Linked DNA regions of Mus musculus: region 1 is linked to region 2. The links are chromatin loops, found by intact Hi-C in ENCODE. Cell type or tissue: heart. All regions are shown on one strand. Links, peaks and the distances in the headings refer to the core of each region. The heading gives the core; the rest is flanking DNA. Region 1 holds the start of Rnf7 (ring finger protein 7). Region 2 holds the start of Gk5 (glycerol kinase 5 (putative)).

Region 1 (11,802 bases), core at 1,644-9,643, 360 kb before region 2:
GAAACTACGTGTAGATTCTAGGTCTTGGGGGCCATATGTAACATTATAGGACATCTCAGTAAAGTGAGAAAGGGGGGAGGGAGCGGGAGAAAGAGAATCTTCTTGGATTTCTCTTGTGCATGAGAAACAATGTGAAGAAAGTTATTTTAAACAGACATAACCTTTATTTTAAACAGACATTAAAACAAGACTATAAATATGACCAATAGGATTGTTTAGTGACTGTGACCACATCTGCCATTGTTATTCTTAATTGTCACCTTGGGATGTTTCTATGTGAGTGTTCCCAAAGGAGCTTACCTGAGGCAGGAAGACCCGCCCAAAATGAGCAACACCATCCAATAGGCTGGGGTCCCAGGCTGAGTAAAGAGGAGAAAGTGAGCTGGGCACAGCACTCATCTTTCTACTCCCATCTGGGGTCCCCTTTGACCTGCTGGCCTCATGCTCTGGTCGCTGTGTACCCCCACCTTTCCTTCCTTGACCTTGAGTTGCCTCTGTGAGTCATTTTGTCAGAATTACAATACAAGTAGCTGGTACAACTTCCTAAAAGACACCACCCTAGGAATTAGGACATTTTCCAAATGAGGAAACTTAGACCAGCTCTACTGCCCCACAAAATGCCACATAGTTCATTAGTGTGTGGCTGAAGGTTTATGAATGGCAACGAGGATTAAAAGAGTTTTCTGTGTCTTCACAGCATGCTACAGCTGAGAAGATTAAGTACTCAGCCATTAGAGCAACCAGAATTTTCTATGAAAACCTGCTGATTTTCAGCTGTGCGCCATTTAATTAAGCGTATTGCATCTCAATTTGCCCTTTTGTAAAACACAAATAAAAAACAACTGGGCCCGGTGTCTGTTAGATCTCTGAGACAGAGGAAAGAAACAGAGGCAGAAAGAGATCAGAGTCTGACCTTCAACAAACAAGACCGTATATATTAGCAAATACAGTGAGGGGCAGCCTCTCTCCTAGGAAAAGTGAGACTGTGACCCTGTATAAGGACGGGGTATGAAGCTTGGGGATGGTTGCAGTCAGGGAGTGCTCCATGCAGGTCTGCAGCCTCTTTTAAAATTGCTGGCTTCAAGCAAGACAGATTATCTTGGGAAACAAGCTGTCTCTGCAAACATTGCTTTCTGGGCAGACTGATAATGGCTGGACAGATCGTCCATAATCTCACAGGAGTCCTATCTTTAAAGGCTAGCCACTCTATCAGGGGCATATCTACTAAAGGGGTTGAGGCAGAGTGATCACAAGTTCAAGGTCAACCTGGGCTACTTGGTGAGATTCTGATTCAAAAAGTACAAAGAGAGGCTGGACTAAGGCTCAGCATAGACCTCTTGCCTGGAATGCATCAAGGCCCGGAGTCCAATCCCTAGAGAAAAAATAAAGGAAATATGATCTGGCATCATCACATCTGGATATACAGCTCAAAGAATTGAGAGCTGGCGTGAGGGAATGTTGATAGACCATCTTCATGGAGCAACATAGACGATTGATGAAAGCAGTTCAAACGGCTAGTAGATGGATAAGTTTGGGAGTGGGATTTCGGTTTTTTAAATCATTTTTTGCCAATTTAATTTATATTAATCATATATAACAAGATATATAACATATCTTGGCCATATACGTCCTCCAATTCCCCTTGGGTAACCCCGGCATATACACCTTCCATCTTCTTCCTCCTCTTCCTCCTTTTCTTCCTCCTCCTCTTCTTCTTCACCCACTGATTCCAATCAGTGTCATACTTCTCTCCCGACCCCAAATTTCTCCCCTTCCCTCAATAGACTTCAGCTCTTTAGACTGTCCAGACTAGCTGTCTAGACTTCAACTAAAGGAGCCACATGCAGCCCGCCCCCACCCTCCATTGCCACTGGAATTAGTGACCTGCTTGATTGTGTGCAGGCAGTACACACAGCCACTGCTGTTATGACGTCATGAGTGCAGTGGCAATGCCCTGTTGTCGGCTTTCACAGCACTCCTCTCCATTTTTCAGGTCTCTTATCATTTCCACACTGTCTCCCAGATGTCCCCTGAGCCTTGCGAGGTAAATCAAATGTTCTATAAACCCACAACAGTTTATTATTTGGCTTTTAAGAGGCTGATATGTGATACGGCATGAACAACCGTTGAAGTTATTATGTCAGTTTAACCCAACCAGTCACAAAGACAAATGCTGCCGCATGATCCCATCGTGTGAGCTACTGAGAGTCCTCACAGTGACAGAGTCCAATGAAGATTGCCAGGTGGTCAGCAGAAGAGACTTCTAGCTCCGTGAGATTAGCGTGTTAAGGAGACTGGCTGCGCGTAAGCCACCGTCACTCTTAACAAACTCTGAACTGCATCTCATTGGTAGATTGCATGGGTTCTGCCACATTAAAATTTTTAATGAATGAATGTATTGTACAACCAATTACACGAGAACTTCTGGAGTCCATTATCAGCATTTGCGTTTCTTTTTACATTATAGGTCTCCTATTATTTGAAATAATTTTTAATCATTTATGAGCTGTCTCTAGGAGGGAAAAAAGCTTCTAACTGTCCCGTTCACTCTGACGAATTTAAGGGCCAGTAGCAATGTGACGGCTGCTGTGTGACCTGGGGAGAAACGAGAAGAAGGCACACAAGAAGTGCTGTAGTTTCTCATCGGAACTGCACATGCCCTAGTAGTGATTGATCACTGAGGACAAAATGGTGAAATTTTTTCCCCCCAAATGGGGAAATCAGCTGTTCGGGACTGTCATTACCTTTCTCTCCAAAGGGCAGAGTATGTCAGAGTGGCCAGTCTGAACAGGGTCCTGGACAAGGGTGCCAGGTGACAGTTGCAGGTCAATGTGGTGGCAGGACTTCAGTGGAGGTAAGCCATCTTTTGGAGGATGGTGGCAGATGGAAGGGGAGCTAGAGGAAGATTGTGAAGCAGGCTACAGAGAGTGCTAATCACACTGTGACAGGGTGGGTAGGGAGACACGGTGACCCAGGCAGCAGGTGAGGCTCAGAGAAATAGAGTGGAAAGTTCAGCTGATGCTGGAAACTTTCAACGGAAGAATGAGTAGAGTATTACCTCTGAATGGGATGGAAGGCAGAGAGGGACAAAGGTAAATGTGGGTTGTGATGACATTGAAGGGAAACTTGTAGGAAGGGAAGCTGAATTTTGCAAGAAAGGCAATGACACCTCCAAATACCAAGTTGGGGCCACTGTGGGATACTGACAAAGACTGGTTGCCCTCCAAGCAAACATGACTGTCATGTGCAGCTTTGAGAAGAGGTGCAGGTACAGGAGGCTGTTTCAACAGAGTGGTGAAATAGCCGACTCCAACTGAGTCCAGAAGAGAGTCTGGGCTAGCCTGAGTCACAGGGAGAGAGCCGAGCTGGCTCAGAGGCTAAGAGCACTGGCTGTTCATCCAGAGGACCCTGGTTCAATGCCCAGCACCCACACGGCAGCTCATTATAGTCTGTAATTCCCGTTCTAGGGCTTCTGATACCCTCATGAAGACACACACATCTGCAGGCAAAACACCAAAGGACCATCCTGAGTTCATTCCTGCCTTTGCTTTGAGGGATAGTGATCTAGATGTATAAGCCAAACAGTTTTCTCCCTCAGGGGCTTTGGAACGCTGCCTTTATCATAGAAACAGAAAGAAAACTAACGCCCTCCCTCCTCTTCTTAAACCTCCTCTTCCTTTATTCACCAGGTGTACAAACTCCAAGCCCAGGCTGCCTTTTGTCTCTTCTGTGAATTCTAACTTCTACAAATTAAAGCCTGCCATTTTTCTGACTAACCTCGGCTGTGTAGTTCACAGGCTGCCGCCAAGGACTGAATTTAAGAAGCCCCGGAGAGCTTTTCCTCTTCAGCCACAGGGAAGATTATTTTCATAAAGATGAATGGCAGGAAGGAATGAGGAGTGGAGAAATAAACAGTGGAAACTCAATCGCGATGGGAATAAGGTCTTTCCTGAAGGGCTCAAACGTGTTTGTGTTAAAGGGAAGTCTCTAAAACAAAACCAAGCATCTCTCTCCCAGTGTTCTCAACAAAGGAATAAAGACTCTCCCGCAGAGGAAGTGACCACAGAAACGCCATCTTGTGCCATCTTGTCCCGACTCCCTGTGCATTGGCTTAGGCACTTCTCAGTCCTCTCCTCACCCACCTCCATGCCCACATCTACCCTCCCAGCACATTTGGGACTTCTGTGGCCTGGACCATGGTCCCGATGTATAAACCAAAATAATTAATGTAAACTAAAATAACTGAAGAAGGCACAAGTCAAAAGTAACTTTCATGTTACGTCTGGAAAAAAAAATCACCATGTTCTGTCAGAAATGAACGTTTCAAGATTGTTCTGTCATCTGACTTTCATGTGAGTTGTGGTCTTTGTGGGGTTTGCCTTTAGAAACACCGTATCCCTGAGCTGCGACACCAAGAGACTCTGAGGCATGCGCCGGAATTTGGTCCTGCACGAATAAAGGACTCGTACTTTTTTGTTTGTTTTTGTTTTTCGAGACAAGGCTTCTCTGTGTAGCCTTGGTTGCCCGAAACTTGATTTGTAGACCAGGCTGGCCTTATAACTCACAAGGATCCACCTGCTGCTGTCTCCCAAGTGCTCAGAGTAAGGTGTGCACGGCCACTGCCCCATATACTTCTAATTGGCTTAACCGGTAAGGATGGACACCACCACCCCCGTTGGTAAGAGTAGCCTGAAGGATGGCGGTGGACGTGAGCTGAGCACGAGGCAGGAACATTTGTTTTGCTTTTTCATCCAAGCTTTCCTTCAATGCTGGCCAAGTGATCTGAGACAAAGCCTGGTGGGAGGGACCTAACCACAGTCCCAGGGGCCCACTGCCTGGCCCTTCCCTGGCTGGCTCACTCTGCTTTCTCCCCAGCACACATTTGCTTAAGCATTGCGTTCTTGCCCTTCTGCTTACCTATTCTCTGTCACCTGAGAACAATAACAAACAAACAAACAAACAAACAAATGTAGTGTCTGGAGGGATGACTCAGTGGTTAAAACCATGGTCTGTTCTTCCAAACGACCGGGGTTCAATCCTCAGCACCTCCATGGCAGATCACAACTGTCTGTAACTCCAGGTCCTTTCCAAGGAATCTGACACCTCACAGCAATGCACATAAAATAAAGTTTAAAAAAACATATATTTTGTTTGTTTGCTTGCTTGCTTGCTTGCTTGCTTGTTGCGAGACAGGGTTTCTCTGTATAGCCCTGGCTGTCCTGGAACGCACTTTGTAACCAGGCTGGCCTTGAACTCAGAAATCCGCCTGCCTCTGCCTCCCGAGTGCTGGGATTAAAGGTGTGAGCTACCACGCCCGGCTGCCGAAAAACCAAAAATAAATAAATAAATAAATAAATAAATAAATAAATAAATAAATAAATAAATGAATCTGAATTCAAGGCCAACCATTTTGTAAGATACGGAGGTTACAGTGATGAGAATTCTGTCCCTACTCTTGATAGTTTTACATTTGGGAGAAAGGAGACAAATGAAGACAGGGACGATGTGATTTCTGAGACTCCCCCGAGTTTAATACAATGTAACTCCAGACAATGCTCGCTTACTGACCCGGGCCTGCCCTACAGCAACTGGCCTTTGGCCACTTTAGCAAGCGCTGGGGTTCTCTGTACAGGCCTTGCCCAGCCCCTCGTGACGTCACTGGCGCGCGCCATCCAATCATCGCCGTCTGGCTCCGCCCGCCCGCCCGTGCCTGCGGGAGGCTCCGTGGCGTGTGTTGTGGCCCCGCTGAGCCACCGTACCTCCCGCCTCCGCGCCCAACGTCCGCGTCGCCGTTCTGCGCCGCCGCCATGGCCGACGTGGAGGACGGCGAGGAACCCTGCGTCCTTTCTTCGCACTCCGGGAGCGCAGGCTCCAAGTCGGGAGGCGACAAGATGTTCTCTCTCAAGAAGTGGAACGCGGTAGCCATGTGGAGCTGGGACGTTGAGTGCGATACCTGTGCCATCTGCAGGGTCCAGGTGATGGGTAAGCGATGCAGGCGAAGCCGGGACCGCGAGCTGGGCCGAGCCGGCGAGTGCTGGGCCGGGCCGGGCCGCCAGACACGGGATGGTTCCTATGGGGGCGGGGGGGAGGGGGCGTGACCGGGATACCCGAGGGGAACCTCCGGCCCTGCGGCCAGCAAATCTCCCAGCGGATCCCTCGCGTAGATCTGAGGGTTGGGATGTTCGTCTTTGAGATGCTCTCACGTTCCTCAGGATTAGAGCTTGCCCATTTAGCCGAGGTTGGCTTAGAACCCAGGAGGGCGCACCTCCCAAAAACTGGAAATTGCGAGCCTGCGCCACTATACGGATTCTGTCTCATAACCGAAATGAGGCTCAGTGACCGGAGAGATGTTTCCACAGTTAAGAGCACAAGCTTGTTCTTAACAGAGAACCCGGGTTCGATTTTCCACACCCACATGGCAACTCACCACCCTCTAACTCCTGTTCCAATAACTCCAGCACCCCATTATGGCCCTTGAGGGCATTAGGCACATTTGGTATGCAAACCCAGATGCAGGTAGCATAAACATAAAATTTTAGATTACTGTGAGGTTGCTTTACAGGGCGACTGGGGAGTAGTTGAAATAGATTTCTGCAGTTTGAAAATGTGCGCGTTTCTTGGCTTTGAGACTTTAAACGTAGCATCAAGAGATTCCACAGTCTATTCTTTGTCTTTGGACTTGCTTCATCAGGGCTCCCAAACTTTACTTTTTACATTTAATTGTAGACCCAGACACTAGTTTCTATGTAGAATCTGATTTGACTAAAACACTAAAATCCAGCTGTTCCACCCCTCATCCTTGCTTAGGAGCTGGGCAGTGATTTCCATTTTAGGGTTGAGTGTGGTTGCGAATGTCTGAAATGCCAGCACTCGGGAGGCTGAGGCATGGGGGCAGAGGCAGCACAAGCTTTGCTTAGAAATTTTATTCTGGCCAGGTGTGGTGATATCTTTAAACTTAGTACTCGAGAAGCAAAGATAAACAGATCTCTGTGCGCCTTAGGCCAGCCTGGTCTACACAACCAAGGCTAAGTAGTGGGACCCCATCTTAAAAACAAATAATGAATAAATCTTTTTTGTTTGTTTTGGTTTTTTCGAGACAGGGTTTCTCTGTGTAGCCCTGGCTGTCCTGGAACTCACTTTGTAGACCAGGCTGGCCTCCAACTCAGAAATCCACCTGCCTCTGCCTCCCGAGTGCTGAAATTAAAGGGGTCCACCACCACGCCCGCTTTTTTTTTTTAAATCATCATCATCATTATTTTATTACCCTGTTGTTAATGGTGCATTCTTTAATCCCAGCACTTGGGAGCCATAGGCAGGTGGGTCTCTTGAGTTCCATGACAACCTGATCTAACAGCAAATTCCAGGATAGCCAGTACTACACAAGAAACCCTGTCTTTAAAAACAACAAAATTTACTTAGAGTTGTGGTGGGGGCGGACACATAGAAGAACTCTGTGTGTGTGTGTGTGTGTGTGTGTGTGTGTGTGTGTGTGTGTGTGTGTGAGTGTGAGTGTGACATAGAAGAAGAGTATTGGGAGTTGCTTCTTTTCTCCTGCCATGTGGGTCCCAAGGCTTAAACTCATGCAAGCACTTTAATTTTTGAGCAGTCTATCTGGCCAGAGATTGGCTTTTTGTTTGTTTGTTTTTCGAGACAGGGTTTCTCTGTGTAGACCAGGCTGGCCTCGAACTCAGAAATCCACCTGCCTCTGCCTCCCAGGCACTGGGATTAAAGGCGTACACCACCACACCCGGCTGAGATTGGCTTTTAAATATATATAGTTAAGTTTGTTTGTTTGTTTATTCTGGGCGTGGTGGCACACACCTTTTAATCCCGCACTTGGGAGGCAGAAGATGGATCTCTGATTTCAAGGCCAACTTGGTCTACTTAATGATCTCTAAGACGGCCATCCAGGTTTATGTAGAGAGCCTGTCTCAACCTACCCCACCCCTAACATTGTTAAATTTTAGTTTAATGAATGCACATGTATGGAGGGTATGGACATATGTGTTTAAGAGCCCGTGGATCCCTCTGGAGCTGGGGTTATGGCAGTTGTGAGCTCCCTGGGCCGGGCACTGGGACTAAACTTGACATCCTGTTTGAGAGTTCTTACACTGAGCCATCTCTCAGGCCCTGACTTTTCATAATCTTAAAGTTATTTATTTGCCTTCTTTTTTTTTTTATAGTTTTTTTTTTTTTTTAAGATTTATTTATTTATTATATGTAAGTACATTGTAGCTGTCTTCAGACACTCCAGAAGAGGGCATCAGATCTTGTTACAGATGGTTGTGAGCCACCATGTGGTTGCTGGGATTTGAACTCCGGACCTTCGGAAGAGCAGTCGGGTGCTCTTACCCACTGAGCCATCTCACCAGCCCCTTATTTGCCTTCTTATTCCAAAGTTGGCCTGTCACCCAGTTGCAGTGTGGGTAATCTCTCCCTTGGGTTCCACCTATACCCTGTACAGCCAGAGTAGAGTGCCTGCTTGTGATAACTTAGAGATTTCACAATGGCTGTTTGGAGCTTTGGTTTCCTACTTATTAAAAAGGTGGCGGCCAGAGCTAGAGCAGCCGCAGGTGTCATCAGCACACCGGGTGGTTTGCTTGCCTCCCTTCTCCATTTCCTAGTGAGCTCCATGGGGGACAGCCTTGGCTGTTTTGTCATCCCAAGGCTTAAATCCTAGAAGAGTGGGTGTTTAGTAACTATGGATAAAGCCCAAGGAGGCAGTTTTATATCTATATAGAAGAGGCCAGGATGGCTGTGGGGTTTTTGTTTGAAGGTAATAGTGTGTGGAAAGAAACAAATGCCTGGGCTTGAGCCAGAGTAAGGAGAGGAAGCAGCCCCACAGTTGCTATTTTTACAGAATTCTTTTTTATTTTTTCCTTTTGGACAAATCACTCGTTAGCAACACAGTGGAGAGGTGCGGGGAGACTAGTTCTGGGGCTAGAGAGATGGCTCAGAGGTTAAGAGCACCGGCTGTTCTTCCAAAGGACCCAGGTTCAATTTCCTAACATCCACATGGCAGCTCACAGCTCTCTGTAATTCCAGTTCCAGGGGATCTGACACCCTCACACAGACACACATGCAGTCAGAACACCAATGTGCGTAAAGAACGTAAAGGGAAGGAGTTGTCCTGATCTCAGAGCAGGCCTACTGCCTCAGCCTCCTTAGCTCACTGATGGGGACCATGAATCACCACACTCATATTTTCTTCTCCAGCCTCTTTTTCTCTTTCTGGGTCTGGAGCGATGACTCTGTGTTAAGGGCATATACAGCTCTTGCAGAGGACCTGGAATCAAAACCTACCACCAATGTGAGCAACTCACAAACTGCCTAAGCTCTAGCTCCAGGGGTCCCGAGCACCTCTGACCTGCAAGGGCACCTGCATGCACATGTACAGAACCACATTGAGACCCATAACATAATTAAAAACAAAAGCCTTTTCTGTTGATTTGAGCTAATTTGGACTACTAATAGAGTTAAAGAATGAATTTATTTCATTGGCTCCTCAAGCATAGTACTGATTGAATTTTATAAACTGCTGAATTTAGAGATTTAGAACTTAGGTTCCCGTTCTTAGTATTTACTCCTAAGTAATTTGTTCAAGTACTTTGTCAGTGCTGAGTGACTGCATTGAGGACTAGGGGTTCGAGTCATCCTAGGCTATCTAGTTTGAGGCCAGCCTGTGCAACATGAAACCCAGTCTCAAAAACAAAGGAAAGGAATTTTGCTTATGAAAACAACTAGAAAAAGCCTTTAACTTTCAAGTAGAGTCACATAGCTTAAAAATGAAGGGAGTATATGTGGAAACGTCATTACTGAACAGGGCTGGGGCATGTGCCTGTGATTCCCAAACTTTGAAGAAGGTAGAGGCAGGATTTTAAGGTTGATCGTCCAAGTGTGGCAGTTCAGGTTAGTGGATAACTGGGCTATATGAGGCCCGATCTCAAAAACAAGATCTTTAGTAGTTCCTGTAGTATTCTTCTAGATCCTGTGTGTATATAATCAAATAATCAATATACCGTTATGGCTTACTTATAGTGGTATCTTGAAAGTAAATACCCCTGACTTTGATCCATGTGTGTGAGCAAGCTGTTGTCTTGCAATAACCTTTTTGGCATCTCTGTCTCGGGTGACTTCTTCTAGTGCAGTTGCCAAGCTATTTTGTCATAAGAACTTGTAACATCATCACTGCCCTTGTAAAACCGTGGTGAGTTGTGGAATGCCATTTATTTTATTTCTCTTTAAAGAGTTGTTTTTAGATGAGAAGTTAATATTATAAGACTTCTCTTCATCTCTGATCCTCGGGGCTTTTGTTTGGCTTTGAGGGTCTGGGTCTTCAGTGGCCTCCTGAACTAGAGACGAGATTGGCTTTGTTTACTTTCAGATGCCTGCCTTCGATGTCAAGCTGAAAACAAGCAAGAGGACTGTGTTGGTGCGTGGTCGTTCTTTCTCCTGCCTTTGCAACTCAAGGTTTTTCTTCTGTCTCTGTGGGAATGTTTGAATTTCCAATTAAAATTGGCTTTATTAAACTCGCTGTGGTAACCCAGGTCTGTAAATCCAGAAGTGGCAAGGTTGAGGCCAGCTTTTGCTGTGTATTGAGACCTGTTTTGGGGGAGGGGTGGGATGGGGTGGAGGCTTATCAGTACATAAAAAATAAACCAGAAATCAGAAAGCAGTGATTAATTATGAATATAAAATGTTAGGGGCTGGGGAGATGGCTCAGTAGGCAAAAGTTCTCGCCTCTCAAGCCTGTGAACTAAATTTGATCTCTGGAACCCATTTAAGATAGAGAGAGAGATGGCTCCCAAAGGCCTCTGACCTGCACATGAAGCTGTGGCATGCACCTCCCCTCCCTCCCGTCCTGTACACACAATTATAAAAATAGTTTTAAAGACAAAATCAGGATTAAAACTAAAAGGGAGTCTTCTAACAGAAGGCTCATGGTAAAACATCTTTTTAATAAATAATAAAATGTTTTATTTCTCAAAAGACCTTAATAAAATAGATTTGCAAATTCTTTTTTTATTATAATTAAGACTTGGTTATATATTTTATTTATGGTCATATTTTTTTATTTATTTTTTTATTTTTGGTTTTTCGAGACAGGGTTTCTCTGTATAGCCCTGCCTGGCCTTGAACTCAGAAATCTGCCTGCCTCTGCCTCCCAAGTGCTGGGATCAAAGACGTGCGCCACCACTGTCCAGCCATAATAAATGTTTTTGCTAAGCAAAAAGAAATACTATCTCCTATTAAGAAAACTGCCGAACCAGGACTGGTGCCACATACCTGTACCCCAGCAGAGGCAGAAGCATCACTGCCAGTTGAACACTAGCCTGGTCTGTCATAGCAAATTCAGCCAGTCAGCTGTGCAGTGAAACCCTGTCTCAAACACACAAGAAAAGGAGGAAGTAGGAGGATAGAGGGAGGGAAAGAAGAAACATTTCAAGACCTGATCATGGTGGCTTGCATCTGTAATCCCAGCTCCCTGCAAGCAAGACTCAGGCAGGGTGATTACCATGGCCTCTGTAGTGAGTTCTAGGGAGCCTGGGCTATATGTGTAGCAAGGCTCTGTCTCAGCAAAGAACTCTGCTCAGAGAGATGCCTCTCTCCAGCCACTCTGCAAATCTGATTGTGAAATGAAGTGCTACACCGCTTGCTGGCATGGTGGCTTTTGGTTTGATTACCTGGTTTGGGGTTTTGGTCTCACTGTGTGGCCCTGACTTGGAACTTGCTCTGTAGACAAGGCTGGCCTTTCAGTGATCTGGAACCATAGGGTGTGCACACACCACGCTGGGTAGCTTA
Region 2 (11,453 bases), core at 1-8,000:
TGCAGAATCATGTGTGTGTGTGTGTGTGTGAGAGTGTGTGTGTGTGTGTGTGTGTGTGTGTGTGTGTGTTTGTGATAGAACCAGCATCACCACAAAAAATGGGAAAAAAAATAACTGGAGTCTTGAGCAGCTTCCTACAAACCGAATGCAAAGTTTCACGTTTGGATTTAAATTTTAACTTAAAGATAATGGAAGCCCGTCCTGCTCACATACCCAAAGGACGGTCTCTTTTTCCCTTTTTATTTCCTTTCCATGTGCCTTGTTTGGCTATATGAATCAAATCCTCCTACACTAAGATTTTAGGTTTTTATGAACAATCTTTCCATTATACAAGAAGGGGTGTAACTTCCACTGAGAAGGCTACATCCAGAACCCATGAAGTAAACTGAATTCCTAGCATTTTAATTATTTTGATTCTGAGACAGAGTCTCATTGTGCAGCCCTGGTTTGCCCTGGAATCTGCTATGAAGAACAGGCTAGCCTCAAACTCACAGAGATCTGACTGCCTCTGCCCTCCAAGCGCGAGGAGTAAAGATGTGCACCACTAGGCCGGCATTTACTCTCATCATTTACTCTCCACCCATGAAGTCCTAAAGTGCTAAACGACAGTGTAGACTAGCAAGACCTTATTCTTAATGAATTCAGCTCTCTGCAGCACAGCCTCAGAAGGCGCCTCCTTATCTTTTTGTTGGTTGGAAGTAACGCCCAGGGCACTGCACATGCCAGGCCAGTGTGCTTGGACTAACAATCTGATGCACGATTAAGTTTCTAGAAAGTTGGCCAAAGAAAGACCCCATGTTTTATCACTAGAGACAACAGACATAAAATTATTTTTTTAAATGGCCACATAAGCAAAGACTAGTGGTGTCTCAGCAGGGATGGGATGGGGTGGGCAGATACCTATTTCCAACCTAGCCTATGCTACAGAGAGAGTTCCAGACCAGCCTTGGATACAGAGAGAGATCTTAAGACCACAAATACACAAACACAAACAAAAACCACTATAACTTATTTTTGTATGTAGTTATCTGCCCAGAAGCACACCCTTAAGTTCTGACATCAGCTATCACGGTTTAAGACCATGCTTAGCATCCCAAAGACAGTGTTCTTCCCATCAGTTCCCAGGCATCGTCTCCACAGTTCTTTACATAGCCAGAGCTCCATCGGTAGACCAGGCAGGCTGGCCTTGAACTCAGAGACCCATCTGCCTCTATCTCCCAGGCCCTGGAATTAAAGGTATGTACCACCAAACCCCAATACTTTCTAAAAATCAAATTTCCTTAAATTGTGCAACAACTATGCAGCTGTATTGCCTACCAACTTCTTAAAAATTTATCAAATTTCATATTTACTTCAGGGTAGGGAGCACACTTGTGCCAGTTTAAAGTGCCGAGGACAGAGGGCAACCTATGCTCTCCTTTCTCCCTGTCCATCTCAGGGATCCAAGCTTAGGAGGGAGGACTGGGAAGTCCTCTTTACCTGCTGAGCCATCTCCTTCCTGAACCAAACTCTCATTCCTTAATTAAAAAAAAAAAATTTAAAATGCACCGTTTCAGCAAAAGTACTTTGTGACTAGAATTGTAAGAAAAACTAAGAAGTATCGTTGTGTTTGTGATAAAGACTTGCAATACGACAAGAGCTCAGTATGTGCCTTAGACCTGTCCTTAAAGGTTGGGACAGGGATGGACTGAGTGGGTGGGCAGTGTTCCGACACAGCTGGCCAGAGAGAGAGCGAGCAGCGCAGTTGCTGCAACTCACCTCCTAGCTCAGATCCCTGAAGGGAACGTCTAGTCTATTTCCTCAAAGTAAATTCTTAAGGCAGTCACTACTTAACTTTTACCCTAGTCGATGTAGGATAGCACAGGGAAAAAAGGGGGGAGCCCAGTGCTGTAAGGAAGAAGTTAAATGGCTCTCATATCCCTTCGCTAATATTTTAAACATTAGAAAATGCTAGTATTTAAAGGAGTAAATAAGAACACTACACTCAATCAACTGCATTGACCACTGTATAGAAATTAGCGCTTTATTAAAATGGGGGTTGGCTGTTAACTAGTATCATCTGAGGTTTAAGGCTTTGCTAACAAAGACCAACCAATGCTTTGGCAGGCTTCTCAAGCCAGAAGATACTTTTTAATGAATTCTCAAAGATGGAAAGAAATAAGGATAACAAAGCTTTCAAAATGTGCTCAGTGTCTCCAATATCCATGGAAGTTAAATGTTAATGTGAGGACCTAGCACTTTTACGAACGCAACCAGTAAGGTGGCTTGGCGGTAAAAGTACTTCTGCCAAGCCTGAAGACCTGAGTTCAATCCTAGGGACCGGGCCAACATGGTGGAAGGAGAAAACCGATGCCCAAGAAAGTTGTCCTCTGACTCCTAAATGTGTGCCATATAGCACGCGAGCACACACAGATACACAAATAATAAATGCAACGAATTGTTTAAATAACACAACCGAAAAAAAAAAACCCACAGTTTTATATTCCATCAAAATCTGAAGAGCTAAAAGGCATAAAAGGTCGACGAGGAAGTGCAGAAAAACCACGCAAATCACTAACCACCTTCTGTCCACATATACACAATCTGCCCGCGCTGCCCCGAGAGTCACCTCGGTTCCACCCAGGTAAAGCTAGAGCGCTGAGTCCCGCGGGACAGGAAGCGAGAGACAGACACCGGGCCACGCCGGCCCGAGCCCCCCAGAGGTGCAGGAAGAGCTAGGGTGCAGTCAGATCCCGAGACCCTCCCGCCGCGCCTAGTCACCTTCTGCGCGCTGGAGCCTCGCACTCGCGCCGTCTGGTCATAGACGTGGCAGCGGATCACCGTGCTGCCCACGTCCAGCCCCAGCACGAAGCGGGAGGGCGGCGAGGCCGACGCGCTCAGTTCCTCTCGCTGCCGCTCTGCACGCTCCTGCTGCCCTGACATCGCGACCCCGAACACTGCAGTCGCCACGGGCCGGCCAGCGCGGAGCTATAAACGCCAGACCCCGGGCGGAGAGCTCGCGGCCCCGCCCCTCCTACACCGCGCCCTGTCCCGCCCCTCGACGAGTTAGGCTCCGCCCCTTCACAAGACCCCGCCCCGCCTCGTTCAGCCCCTTCGGGAAGCCTTGCTACCCCACGCTCCGCCCCTAGCACCGTGACGTCAGGGCAGCGCGCCGAGCAGCTCGTGGGAATTTGGCAAAGATGGCGTTTACCGCAGCGCTGTACTGGATGTCACCGTTCAGCGACCGTTACTTTGAAACTTTTTAGTTCCCTTCTAGCCCAGATTACTTTTTTACGAATATCTGTTAGGAAAAATCAAGTGAGATGAAAAAATTTTAAACTTTTTTTCATGTTCACTTAGTTTTTTGCCTGTATTTATGTGTGTGAGCCACATGTGCCTGATGCATGTAGAAGTCAGAAGAGGACCTCCGACGATTGCAAGCTTCCATGTAGGCAATGATAACCAAACCCCGGTCTTCAGCAAGAGCAACTAGTGCTCTTAACCAGTGAGCCATCTTTCCAGTCCGTGGGAAGACATTCAAAAGTATAGGAGGTTCCTCATGAAGTCTTCCCAGAAAAGCTTGCATGTATTACACAACGATGAATAGATGTCCAAGTTTTGTATGGCACTAAAGGGCCTTTGCCGCGACACAAAGTTTAAATTTCGTGAGAATGTTTTGTGGGTAGCTTATCAGCTTAAAGGAATATTTTCTTGTTTATATTACTCTGTTAGCCTACTTGCTTCCCAGAGATTTGCCAAGTTGGATTTGGGTTGTCACTTGAAGCTTGACTGTGAACACCATATTTATTTTTGTTTGTTTGTGGCTTCTCTTAATAGTCTGTCTCTACACAGCAATGCCTATTTGCACCATCTGGCACAGGTCTGCCCTATATCGTTGGTGACCAATTGGTCATGCATGAATGTGTGTGTGTGTGAGAGAGAGAGAAAGAGAGAGAGAGAGAGACTTTCCAGCGTTGTATGCATGACTAATAGTCCTATGCTGTCCGATTCTCTTGAGAAACTGAAACTGTACAAATACCAGAGGGAAGGCAGAGCCAGAACCTGAGAGCCACAACTGAAGTTTGACCTTGTTCCTCAAGGCAATCTCTTACTAGGACCAAAGGCTCCCTAGGATTCTATATGCTCTTGTCGTGAATAGGCACCAAACTCTGGTCCTCATGTTTGACTGGCAAGCACATTACCTACGGAGCTATCTCTCCCAGTTCCTGAGGGAAAGAAACTTTAAAGAATTGGTTGTAGGTCCAGGCAAGCTTAGAAACTTGTAGGGCCTGCTGGCAGCCTGGAAAAGAAGGCACACTTCCATGCTTACAGTTTTGATTTCCTCCTTCCCGAAGCTTGCCTTTGCCCTTTTCCAAAGCTTGCCTGGTGTTCAACTAATCGGGGGAAGCTCAGTCATGTGTGTGTGTGTGTGTGTGTGTGTGTGTGTGTGTGTGTGATATCTTTACTGGGGATACAGATTTAAATGTCAATCACATCTAAACTACACCTCCCACAGCAATGTACAAGTAACCTAGTCAAGCTTATTCATACAGTTAGCCATTAGTTTCCCTGCTTACAACTAAGAAAAGTTCAGTGTAGGCAGTGTTAACAGTTGGTGTACTTCTCACAGAGGTATTTCTTGGGGGTTTTATACTCTGCGACTTTGTGATCATTTTCGTAAGGTCAAACATCAGCAGTTTCTAAAGTGTGAAAGAGCAGATCTTAAAAAATACTTAGTCTAGAGTTTTTAAAAAGTTTCTCATTTTTGTTTTATTTCTCTTGAGACAGAGTCTGAGTGTACCAGAGGCTGGCCTAGAACTCAAGCCACTCCTCCTGACTTCGCCTCACATTGGAATTATAGCAATGCGCCAACAGGTCAAGCACAGTTTTCCAATTTCAAACAAATTTGAAACCTTGACAAATGCTGTCACCTGAAGAAAACTTGTTTTTTTGCTTGTTTGTTTGTTTTTTAGAATATCATTTATTCTTTGTTAACCTCATAAATACATACAATGTATCTTTTAAAACATTCTTAAGTGTATGAATGTTTTGCCTGTATGTATATATGTACATCACATGTGTGCCTGGTGCTCTGGGAGGTCAGACGAGGGCATCAAAGCCTCTGGGACTGGAGTTATAGATGGTTGTCAACTGCCATGGGAGTGCTGGGAATAGAACCCAGGACCTCTGCACAGGCAATAAGGACTCTTAGCCTCTGAGCCAACTCTCCACCTCCAACAATTTATCTTGGTCGTATTCACCCTCAATCTTCCCTTCCTACTTCCCCTGGACACCTTGAAACATGTCCCCACTGCCCTCCCCAACCCAGTGGGTCCAATCCAATTAGTGCTGCCGCTGGACTATTAACTTGATGTTGTGCAAGTCAATCGCCAGCCGCAGTGAGGTCATAGGGGCAAAAGCCATGCCAGGTCCAAGAGGCAGCATTTCACAGCACGCCTACCTGTTCTCCCAATCCTCACACTCCTGCATTGTTTCTGCTGCTCTTTTTCATGGAGTACCTGAGCCTGGGGAGAAAGGGCTGAGCACAACAGTCACTTTTCAGTTTAAAAAAAAAAACAAAAAAACAGCCGGGCGTGGTGGAGCACGCCTTTAATCCCAGGACTGGGGAGGAAGAGGCAGGCAGATTTCTGAATTCAAGGCCAGCCTGGTCTACAGAGTGAGTTCCAGGACAGCCAGAGCTATACAGAGAAACCCTGTCTCCAAAAACAAAACAAACAACAACAAAAAACAACACACAAAAAAAAACAAAAAAACTAGTTTATGATCCTGCTTTGACTGCTGCCCACTACATAAAGAAGCTTGCCTGGCCAAAACTGAAAGCAACATTAGTCTCTGTGTATAAATATAAACACTTGGAGGGCAGTCTGAGAACATGAGCATTTAGCAAAACAACAGTCATAGGTTCCCCTCTAGGCTGTATGATTTCCACAGCCATGAGCTTTTTGGCCCAGATTTATAATGTCACACATGAATGCCTTCCTGTGATGCAGGCCACAAATCCAATCAGCAGGTGGCTACCTCCATAACCTTCATGCCACACTTTTACCATTTGGTCTTGCCTAGCATCTTGGTGCTGTAGCATTCAGAGTTCACTGTGAGGTTATACCATTGATGATTTTTTTTCTCCTCCAGCAGTCTGAAAAGCTCCTTCCTCCCATCACTATGAGAGCTAACTGGCAGGGAGGAAGTTCTCAGATCAGTCTAGCTTGAAACCTACACTACAGTATACATTTTTTTTTCATCAAGAGTCTTTCCATCTAGTTATAGTGGGTAACCAAGAGCAACAGAAAGAGCCTGTAGATTCTTATAGGAGAACAGTTTGTTTTGGTTGGTTTGGTTTGGTTTTCTGAGTCGGGGTGTCGTGGTTTGAATAAGTATGGCCCTCATTTCTGAGCATTATTAATTAATCCCAGCACTGTGCAGACAGAGGCAGTCTAATCTCTTGACTTTGAGGCCATTCTGGTCTACAAAGCAAGTCCAGGTCAGCCAGGGATCTGTCACCTTGTCTAAAAAATATAAAAAACAAACATAAAAACCCCATAGGCTCAGAAGGCTTAGTAATTGGGGTGGCACTACTTGAGAAGGGTTAGGGGGCTTGGCCTTGTTGGAGGAAGTGTGTCACTGGGAGTGGGCTGTGGAGTTTCAAAAGCTCATGCCAGGCCAAGCGTTTCTTCCTGTTCCCTATGGATCCTGATATAGAACTCTCAGCGACTTCTCCGGCACCATGTCTGCCTGCATGCCAACCATACTGACAATGGACTAAACCTCTGAAACTGTAAGCCAGTCCCCATTAAATGTATCATTTTATGAGTTTATCCTTGGTCATGGTGTCTCTTCATAGCAATAGACACTAAGAAACAGGGTTAGAGGGTCTCATGTAACTCAGGCTAGCCTTGAAGTGACCACCTTGCCAGGGATCACTTTGCACTCTTGTTTTTGTTTTGTTTTGTTTTGTTTTGTTTTGTTGTTTTTTCGAGACAGGGTTTCTCTGTATAGCCCTGGGTGTCCTGGAACTCACTCTGTAGACCAGGCTGGCCTCGAACTCAGAAATCCGTCTATCTCTGCCTCCCAAGTGCTGGGATTAAAGGCATGCACCACCACACCCGGCCACTTTGCACTCTTGTTCCTCCTACTTGTACCTCCCAAGTGCTGGTGTTATTGGCAGGCACCTCTGTGCACAGCTACAATTAACATTTTGCCCCCCCCCCCAAGTTCAGATATTGATTGTCAGGGAACTTAAACATAGAGGACTCATTTTAAAAGCAACCACTACCTTCAGAGGGCAGACTGCTGCCTGAAGAGGCGTGGAGACATGAAAGATCCTGTGTGTCTCCCAGGTGCATCATTCTCAGCCAGCACTTCTCACCCTGCTATGCCCATAGTGGAAAATCCCTGCAGCACATGGGGCTCAGTGACTTCCAAATAACCTCTGCCGTGACCTTGCATCTGGCCCAGCTGCCCCTTCTCAGATCCCAGGCTTGGCTGTTCTCCCAGGCTCTTTCCCCACCAGTATCACTCCTTACACTTTATCCTCTTACCACAGGCCCAGAGTTAGAACTCATGTACCTGCCTCCCACACTCCAAAGGAACTTGGGACACACATCCCAGAGCTAAGTCAGAAGGTCACCATTCCTTCATATTCCACAGAGAAATGGGCGATGCTTCAGATCTGAGCCAAGAGGTCTTGATGGTCTTCTTCCTTCAAGGGATCTGTTATTGTCTCTTCTTTATTGACCCCTGCTTTCCCAGGACAGAGGGATTTCTTGGAACATGGTCTAAAACAAGCTGGGCCAGTTGATGCCCAACTCCTCCCAGAGTTCCAAGGCTCTCATGCATTCCCGTCTTCCAAGTCTGCTCCTGCACATGTGCTGGGGTTTTAGCTTTCTCGGTACACTTGTCTAAAGAAGATGCATGTCCTTCTAGTGATCTCTGTTGAATGTTTTAGCTACACATTGTTTAGGGATAATTACTGCTTCTAAGCAATGACCTCCTTGAGGGAAGGACCTGGGTCTCAGTCTATTTGTTTGTTTCTTTGTGTATTGGCCTCTGAGGCACAGAGAATATTCAGTGACGAAATGAAACATCAAATTAGTGTGTTCATGTCCATCTCATACCGCACCTTCTGCTTGGCTTGGCCACAAGACACACAGGATGCTGAGCCTTCCCTGTCTTCATCTTAATGGGGTTATACAACCACAGGCACACTCTTAGCCAACTTGCAGGAGAAGCCTGACGCAGGTGCAGACTAAGTGCATGAGTGTCAAACCACTGGCTTGAAGCTCAGGCAATAGGTCCCTAGTCTTCTTCTGAGGCCTAGTTAAGAGCCCAGTAAGTTCTCCAGAACTTGTTTTACAGCATTTAAAAATTGAAGTCCTTGGGTAAGCTGTTTTCTAGAAAGTAGATTTTTCAAATTGTACAAGCTTAGGGTTCCACAAAATCTTCAACCTTTTTCCTTATTTAGCGCTTTGAAATCCCTTCTCTGAAGCCTGAACTCCCTCTCTGCATGCCCAAGTGGTAGTCAACAGTCCTCCCGGAGTTGCAGAACCCATCGGAAGCTCCTCTGATGCCCACTGAGGCCGAGGCTGTTCTCTCAGACAGAAGCCATCCCAATCACTGCAGTGGGGCCTGTGTTTAAGTCTTTCAGAACCTAACAGTGGGTCACTGCCTTGCTGCAACAAGGAATGCTCAGGCCATAAGTGATGGAAACAGGATGGAGCTGAGTCCTGCTGCCTTCTGGATAGGGTGACTCTGTAGGCCCCTTCCCAGACCTCACACCTGTTCACTGAAGTCTAGCCCATTTTTTCCTGAGAGCAGTGGAGTCAGAAGAAATTAGAACAAAGAACTTCAAACCTGCAGCCTGGGTCCTTCACCCTGTCTGGAAACAAAAGGATCAAAATTCAAAGGGGAATTGGAAATTTTAAGATGAAGTAACAAGCTGGGACCTCCCCTCCCCGCCCTGCCCTTAGGAAAGAGAGCATATAGGCCAAGGCCTTGGAGACCTTAGGATGCCCTTGGCTAGTGGGATAGCAGGTCAGCTTGCTTGCTTTCCTCCTCTTCCTCCTACTCTATTTTCTGTTGTTGATTTTCCCTTTCCTCTCAGTTCTGTGACAGTGACTTACTGTGTATCCCAGCCTAGGCTCAGACTCATGATCCACTTGCCTCAGCCCTTTCAGTAGGGATTACAGGTGTTCACCTTGAGCTAGAGACAACTGCTTCATTGATTTGTCACCACCTGATGGCTTTAACCTTCATCCAGCCTGGCTGCTCCTTCTCCGCTTCTGGGCTTGGCTGCTCTCCTGGCTCTTGCTTCACCATGGTCACCTTTTATACTCTATCCTCTTTCGGAATACCCACAGTTACAACTCAGTGTACCAAACACCCACAATGCTCCAGGAATTTGGACCGAGTCCCTGACACTGGGTCAGACAGAAGCCATCCCAATCACTGCAGTGGGGCCTGTGTTTAAGTCTTTCAGAACCTAACAGTGGGTCACTGCCTTGCTGCAACAAGGAATGCTCAGGCCATAAGTGATGGAAACAGGATTTCTCTCTCTTCAGTAATTCTCTGGGAACCCTAAAACCTCCTCTATTTCCAGAGGTAAGAAGTCCAGCTTGACCTGTCACCCAGATAAGAGTAAGTGGAAGCCAACATTGGGAATGGTTTTCAGTCTTGAGAGAAACTTGAATAGCTACAAGTTTTTAGTCTATCAGGAACCTCCACAACCCTGGAGACATTGTCGTCTTTCCTGGATTGATCTTTGGGGAGACTTCAACAGTGAACCCTCTAATCTAAGGGAAACTAAAGTCACAGCAGCACACCTATCCATCTCAAGGCTCCTGAGACGCATCCAGTGTCAAAAACAGGAGCAGCTCGGCTCTTAAACCCTTCCCTCCTGAAGTGTATTAAATGACAGGCAATCTCTTCATCCGCTGACTTACCTGTATCAAGTTGTGGGAGAGAAGCCACATAATACACAGCTCTATGAACCAGCTTCTTAAGCTTACGAACACTCGGGGGTCTTCGCTTGAGAGAAGCCCTTTCCTCTTCTCTGCTCAGCCACAAAGTTGAGAGCCCTTCCTTGGACTGAAACACTTGGAACCCCTGGGGAAAATCAGATGAAAAGAGAGAGAAATGAAGCGAATGATGTAAAGTAACGAGGGTGCTGCAGAGAGGGTCAGCAGAGAAGAGCACTGGCTGCTCTGGCAGTTCCTGGGCTGGGTTCCCAGCAGCCACGCGATGGCTCACAACTGTCCATATCTTCAGTTCCTAGGGGTCCAGTGCCCTCACCAGACCTCTGCTGGGACTGGGCCTCAGGCACACACATGGTACACAGACAAGACACTTATACACACAAAAGTAAAAGAAACATTTTAAAATAATTTTTAAAAACCCTAACAATAAAAATAGTGGTATTTGACGTCTAGACCACTAGGCCAGATAAGACGCTTATGCTGGAGTTGAAGCAGAAGTCAGTTGAGCGGAGCCCTCGGGTCTGAGATGGAGCTTCAGTGACATTGGTGACCACCGTGGTGGAATGTGATCTCTGTGAGACCTGGCTCTGAGTACCTTTCCTTGTCATTTCAGCAGGCACACTTGTGATTTCTTTCCCTCTCACTGGGCCTCCCCTGCACAGTGCTTTACAGTGAGCACAAAAGATGATTCCTTCCTCATATTTAACTTAGCCCTGGTCTCAATCGTTGTGGATCAAGCCCATCTGGAAATGCTGCAGTTTCCAGATGACTTTCAAGCTATTGTAAACATGATATTGACGATGATGATGACAGTTTATTATGGCTTTTCAAGACAGGGGTTCTCTGTGTAGCCCTGGCTATCTTTGAGCTTACTCTGGAGACCAGGCTGGCCTCGAACTCACAGAGATAGATCCACCTGACTCTGACTCCTGAGTGCTGAGATTAAATGTGTGTGTTGCCAACTGCCAGGCAAGATGATTGTTATTTTGACCGTTCAGCTTTGGTTGATTGTTCTTGTTTTTGATTCAGGGGCTCACTCTGTGTAGTGGCTATTCCTGGTTGTCAACTTGACAATATTTGGAATGAACTACAATCCGGAATTGGAAGGCTCACCAGTGACCCTTATCTGGAGGCTTGGAGATCCTTATCTGGATCTTGGTTTGAAGATCTTGAGCCATAGTGGCTATGGATTCCAGAAGATTGAATCTCCGAGTTAAGGAACACACCTTTAATCTGGGCTATGCCTTTCATCTGGGATTAAAGGTGTGGTGGAACACACCTTTAATCTGGGCTACACCTTTTGCTGGAGACAATATAAGGACATTGGAAGAAGGGAGTCTAGCTCTTGCTCTTGCTCCTTTGCCTGCTTGCTGCGTGAGACTGAGTAACTGCTAGATCCTTGGACTTCCATTCACAGCTGCGACTGAACAATTGTTGGGAATTCGGCTGCCGACTGTAAGTCATCAATAAATTCCTTTACTA

What was found. Hi-C counts contacts between places; a loop is a spot of excess contacts. Peaks named below come from ENCODE experiments on the same cell type or tissue, not always from the same donor. Only the 100,000 strongest peaks of a DNase experiment are listed, where the experiment ranks them.
Region 1: a loop joins it to region 2, with 2.8 times the contacts of the local background. A loop is called at or near these places in 1 of 42 quality-filtered maps.

Annotation. Positions count from the first base shown.
Region 1 is chr9:96,472,588-96,484,389 of GRCm38, reverse strand. Rnf7 (ring finger protein 7) reads left to right here and starts at 5,715. Exons shown (of 3, transcript NM_011279.3): 1 at 5,715-5,982; 2 at 10,385-10,432. The coding sequence starts at 5,808. In heart, for the core only: no CTCF peak of the experiment used is centred there; a DNase peak (open chromatin) is centred at 5,679; H3K4me3 peaks cover 1,712 bases; H3K27ac peaks cover 1,938 bases.
Region 2 is chr9:96,110,920-96,122,372 of GRCm38, reverse strand. It overlaps Gk5 (glycerol kinase 5 (putative)), which reads right to left and starts at 2,944. Exons shown (of 16, transcript NM_001368879.1): 1 at 2,761-2,944. The coding sequence starts at 2,922. In heart, for the core only: no CTCF peak of the experiment used is centred there; a DNase peak (open chromatin) is centred at 3,052; H3K4me3 peaks cover 1,818 bases; H3K27ac peaks cover 1,370 bases.